2 separate regions of the Homo sapiens genome follow, and region 1 is linked to region 2. The links are chromatin contacts, found by Hi-C or POLR2A ChIA-PET in ENCODE. All regions are on one chromosome and are shown on one strand. Each heading gives the region's core, a stretch centred on a gene start or an enhancer-like site at or near the end of the contact. The rest is flanking DNA. Distances are from core to core; before and after follow the strand shown. Region 1 overlaps BTBD9 (BTB domain containing 9). Region 2 holds the start of BTBD9-AS1 (BTBD9 antisense RNA 1).

Evidence for each region. A loop is a pair of places that touch in the nucleus more often than their neighbours do. ChIA-PET counts read pairs that join two places held with the same protein, here RNA polymerase II (POLR2A). Pooled maps may share reads with other maps.
Region 1: a pooled map shows a loop between it and region 2 (2.0-fold over the local background). The contact joins the enhancer-like site here to the promoter of BTBD9-AS1 in region 2. A Hi-C loop is called at or near these places in 2 of 168 maps with a recorded cell type or tissue (dorsolateral prefrontal cortex and posterior cingulate gyrus), 1 of 37 single-sample maps with no recorded cell type and 5 of 50 pooled maps. POLR2A ChIA-PET finds 5 or more read pairs at or near these places in 7 of 52 experiments (A673, BJ, CD4-positive, alpha-beta T cell and 4 more).

Annotation. Positions count from the first base shown.
Region 1 is chr6:38,550,951-38,553,754 of GRCh38, reverse strand. The region is part of intron 6 of BTBD9 (BTB domain containing 9); the gene reads left to right. Among named protein-coding and RNA genes, the nearest start is that of BTBD9-AS1, 71 kb to the right of the region's middle. RefSeq lists a silencer at 1,306-1,506. Within about 2 kb of position 1,479, at least 2 of the 41 ENCODE cell types and tissues checked have a DNase peak (open chromatin) inside an H3K27ac peak, as active enhancers do.
Region 2 is chr6:38,479,983-38,482,878 of GRCh38, reverse strand. BTBD9-AS1 (BTBD9 antisense RNA 1) reads right to left here and starts at 1,283. Exons shown (of 2, transcript NR_144472.1): 1 at 1,093-1,283; 2 at 352-812. All of the region lies in intron 6 of BTBD9 (BTB domain containing 9), which reads left to right.

The sequences.
Region 1 (2,804 bases), core at 230-2,729, 71 kb before region 2:
CAGCCTCCCAAGTAGCTGGGACTACACATGCCACAACACTCAGCTAGTCAAAGATCTTTTAAGTTCTATCATTTAGCTAGATTATTAACGAGAAGTCTTGCCATTATCTCTTTTCCCAAGGGTGGAAGGATTATTTCTGTTGGCTTTGGCTCTTATGGCAAAGAGTATCCTACATTGTCTAGAATCTTTTAAAAAGACTTTTTGCTCTTGATCTTTTAGAGAGGTCACTCCTCAACTAGTATTAGGGAATATAGTGTAAGGGATAACCAGTTTGTTCTTTTCCAACACTCAAAACATCAGGCTTAAAGATGCTAGAATTAAGTTAAGCTGGCTAAGATGACAGCTTTGTGTTGGATCTGTTTTAGTGACCAGCCTGCCCCCTCCAAATCTAATCAATATCAAGTGAAATTATATTCCCCTCACCACAATCTTGGCATTAATTTGACTTTCAGATTGACCCATCATGGTGTGGTAATCCAGTTTGTCTTCTGCCCCCTTCATTTTCATCATACTTAGGGTCTGATGGCTTTTCTGATACAGTCAGCTGTGTGTATCCACAGATAGAACCAACTGCAGATTGAAAATATTTGGGGAAAAAAAGACAATAAAAATAACAATACAATTTAAAAAACAAATATGAAAAACAATACAGTGCACCAACTATATACATAGCATTTACATTGTGTTAGGTATAAGTAATCTAGAGGTGATTTAAAGTATGCAGGATTTGACTGATGTGGATTGAAGAAAAAAATGTGTACAGAAGGTTGTGTGTAGGTTATACTATACAAATACTGTGCCATTTGATGTAAGGTACTTGAGCATCTGTAGATTTTGATATCCTTGGTGGGGGTTTGGGGGTCCTGGAACCAATCCCCCATGCATACAAAGGGACAAACATATATTAACATTATGCTAACCTAATTAGTCAGAGTCCAGGATATTGATCAGGCTATATTTACCATGCAGCCATACAGCCCTCTTTCTTTTTTTTTTTTTTCTTTTTCTTTTCTTTTCTGGAGTGCAGTGGCATGACCTTGGCTCACTACAACCTCCGCCTCCTGGGTTCAAGCAATTCTCCTACCTCAGCCTCCCGAGTAGCTAGGATGACAGGCTCCAGCCACCACACCCGGCTAATTTTTGTATTTTTGGTAGAGACGAGGTTTCACCATGTTGGCCAGCCTGGTCTCGAACTCTTGACGTCAGGTGATCCTCCCAAAGTGCTGGGATTACAGGCCTGAGCCACTGTGCCCGGCCCATTTTTATTTTTTCATTAATCTTTGAGATTGGGCCAGCCTTGCCATCTTACTCTTCTTCTTGAGAGTATCTTGCGATGAGTTAGTCCTGCCATTACTTCCTCTTTCTGGACTACTTTTATACTTCCTCTTTCCATATAGTCAGTGTAGTAAGTTCAACCAGAACACTTTGTGCAACCCAGGCATTCATTCTGTGTCTCATTCTTGTTCTCTCTTTGCATGTAAGCCTAAGTATGCTGGACACTGCTTCCGATTTCTATACTGTGTTGTTGGCCTGAAGATAGGAAAATCCCAAGATACAGAATTGGACTTAAGATAGAGGCCCTTAATTGCATCTTGATCCTAAGCCAAATGTTCCAGTCCAGTTTTACTGTATTCCTGCTCTGTGGTATTTAGATGCTGAGCCACCTCATAGTATCATACTTTGATTTTCATTCAGCTTGTGATTTCTTATTTTCTGTAAATGTAAATGCATATGGAGAGAATGGTAAATGGCAGAGCAGGAATTCCTGGGTCTTCAGCCACCACACTCTTAAAATCCCTAATAATTTCTACATTCTGGGTGTTTATAAAATCTTCCTGGGTGTCTGTAAAGTCTTCCTTTCTTTATACTGCTGCCTTAAACCCTGCCTTCAACATCTCTATAGCTTGGACCTTGCAGGTCTCTTTACACTTTTCTAATCCGTTCTCCACATTGCTGTGATCCTAAAATGCAGACTAAACCTATTGTTTGCCGGTGTAAAACCTTTGAGTGGCTCCTCCTTGTCTATACCATGAAACCCAAGATCCATAGCACAGAGGCAATATAGTGTATTGGTTCAGGGTGCAGTTCTAGAGTCAGTCTGCCTGGCTTTGAATTTGGCTTTCCTTTATTAGCTGAGTGATTTTTGGCCAAGTTACTTACCCTCTCTGTCTTCAGTCTGCACGTCTATAAAATGGAAATAACAATAGTGGCTTCTTTGTAGGAGAAGGTTTGCTATGATGTTTAAATTGCATAAGAATAATATAAAGGGATTAAAACAATGCCTAGAGTAGGGTAACACTTAGTAAGTGTTAGATCCCGGCCTACTTTGCTAGTCTCATTTCCTGCTGAAACCCTAAGCTCCAACCAAACCAAACTGCTTCTAGATTCCAAGTGTACACTGTGCTAGTTCATTGTTCTGTATCTTTAAACATGGTATGCCCTTTGCCCGGAGTGAACATCGCCCTGCCTGATGCCTGAGCATTGTCTTCACTCTGAAGATTCCCAGACCAGTCTGAATAACCTGAGTATTGTAGGTATTGAAGATTCAGTGAAGTACAGATTGGACAACATGTCTGTCTTCATAGAAATTATGTTCTACTGGGGAGAGAGAGACAACAAAATAAATAAAGCAGGGAAGAGGATGTTTATGGGGTGGGTTTGCAATTTCAAATAGGCAAGGCCTCATTATAAAGGTGACATCTGAGTAAAGACCTGAAGATTAATGAACAAGCCAATGTGGGCAAAGAGTGTTCCAGGCTGAGGGAACAGCAACTGGCTCTGGTATGCTCCTGGAATAGTAAGGA
Region 2 (2,896 bases), core at 34-2,533:
AGAGGCAAAAATGGAAGCCTTACCTTCATGTTGACAGTGCTTGTGCCTTGGTGGGTCTTTGTGGTATATCATGGCCTCAAGCTCTGTTTTTGCAGGTCCACTGAGTTATTTGTGCTATATATATTCTTTTCCTACCCAGGCCATCTATCTCAGATACAGATCTGTTTACATGTCTGTCTCCCCCACTAAACTGGCATCTCTTCAACAAGAGTAGTTATCTTTGTATCTCCAGACATAGCTCAGTGTTTGGCAAGAACTGAGTTGAAGGAATGACAGCTACATCAGTAGAAAGGACTCATATAACAGCTACACAAACATGCGGTAGAAAGGAAAGTAATTCAAGAGCATGAATAAAATTAAGTGTTTATATCTTAGAATAATTAATATGATTTCTCTCTTTTAAGTGGAATACATTGTTACTGAACACCAGAATTGAGGGGTAGCTAAAAGTAAAAAAAAAAAAAAAAGAAAGAGAAAGGATCACCTCACACCTCACTACCATCTGGAAAGAAGATGAGCTTTTAACAGCCCCTTTCAGTAGGGACGAGTTAGTGCCTGGCATGCTTTGGTGGGAAGCACATTTCTAGGTTCAGGAGAAAGTGAGAATCAAACGTGTCTGGGAAAAGGAGATCCCAGTGTGATCAGCTTGCTTGTGGAAGATTAGCAGGGGTTGGGGGCGTAGAGGGCTTCGGGCAAGAGTAAATGTTAATGAGAGATGGCTTAAGCAGACTTGTGCCCAAACGAGTGAGAACAATTTGACAGGAAGTTCAGTTGAGCATGTGTAGCACTTCTCCAAATGCTTTCTTCTTGGACTGGGAAGAAACACAACAAAACAAAATAGTTACTTTCCCCTTCAACATTATACAGCACATCCTAAATGAAACATGACTTTCTGAGTTACAAGCTGCCCCTGGCAAAAAGGCTGGTTATAATCTCAGTGTGTTCCCTGAAACTAATGTTCCTTGGGCACTCCAGATTTGTGTGACGTACTGTAAGTTATATCCAACTGAACTGTTCTTTTAACTGCCTGCATTAAGCATCATCAAATAAGTTGCGCTGAAAGGAACCACCTGAATAAAGAAGCTTTTATACCTTTGTAAGTCCTCACTGCATGACCCTAGGTCACTGCTGTTGAACTTGGGAGCTTTCTCTCCCACTTTTCACTCTCTTGCCTTTAATGGATGGGGGTCTCCACACCAGGTTTTCTTTCTCTCTCATCTGCCAGGTGCTAGCAAATGGTGCTGCCAGCCTCATTAGGGGAGAGGGGGTAGTGTGGAGGCAGGCACTGGCCCCTCCCTCATGTGCCCCGCTTCCCAGAGGCCTATGGGATACCAACTGAAAAGAGGTCGTGAGCAGAGCTGCTCACCCTGGAATTCATTTTCTCTAGACTCATTAAAATGCTGCCTTCCTATCTCCCTTGGATTTTTACTTTTCAAAACACTTTACGATGTGCGGCCTCATTTTATTTTACATTAAGCTGACAACCTAACATCTCACCAAGTATCAACTGGGAATACAATTTTGCACTCACTGTGCTGTGCCATCTTGCCAAGTTTTGTCTTTGTTACTCAGCTCTCATTCAGAAAGGAATTAATTTGAATTATATGATGCTATGGTTGTCTCCTTGAAGAAGGGCTAGATTCCTGCACACCTTGGGAAAGTATCTATCTGTGAATGTACTTGAATCTTCCAGGTTATATGCCATTCTTCTCTCTTCTTTCCCTTTCACATCATCATGGGCTCCTCTCACGTTAGAATAAACCTTTCTGTTTTGCCTCTCCCTACTCAATGGGATTTCCATTGTTTCTGTCTTCACTTCCTTTTACCTGGGAGAAGCTGATACTGATGGAAAGGCATTTTTGAGTCTAGATATAAAGCTCTTTGTTTAAAGAGCATTTTTAAAAGAAGGGAATTTTTACATTGCCAAAGGTACCCAGGTGTTGCCTTCCTTCCCCATGAGGATTTTGCACAGAGCGCACATTCATACCCACTATCTCTTAGTGTCAGCCTGTGTGATGGCTATATGCTGTCTACCAACACTACAGTCTGTTTGGGAAGCGCCAAATCTTGGGTAGGCACTGGATCTAAAACTGGCACTGGAATCATCCACTCAGAGGAAGAAAGATTGAGGTCAGGTGGGGAATAAGACAGGCAAGTTGTCAGGCTTCTTTTCAGATGGTTCTCAGAGTACACTTCCATTACTTAGAACAGTGGGTTTGGTGGGGGGTTTTGGCGTGTTCTATAGCTGAGCTACAAGCAAAATTAGAGCTTTTTACTTATATACTACTTTGCATGGAGGTAGTCTCAGGGTCCCAGTTACAGCACTGATTTCTTGAAAAGAGTTTGATGTTCTGGCCCATGCTTAATTTAAATGAGAGGCTAAAAGCAGATTGTGTAACCCACCAATGCCCATTTGACAGGACTTGCACCAATCTGACCTACACTTTCATAAGAGCTCCTAAGCAGAGTGCTGTACTGTGGGTCTTCTGCCTTAACTCCAGGAATGGCAGAGATGAGCTACTGTTTATTGAGCACCGACAAAGGAGAGGTACTCTGAGTGTTGAATGCATGCTGTCTCTCAGCCCACAAGAGCCCTGCAAAGGAAGTGCATTGCTCCCCGTATTTATGGATGAGGAAGCTGAGTATCAAGAAGCTTGCTCAGAATCATGCAGCTAGCAAGGAGCAAGGCAGGGTTTCAGAGCTACGTTTATCTGTTTCCAAAGAGTACACTCTCCCCTCAATTCCCAGTAGTACTTCTCCAGTAAATCTTAAGTATTGTATTGCTTTTTTCCCTTCTATTTCTCTTAGCAGTCTATAGAAAAGAGCGTTTATTTAAAGATTTTAGTGCTCATCTGGGCATAGTGACTCATGCCTGTAATCTCCACACCTTGGGAGG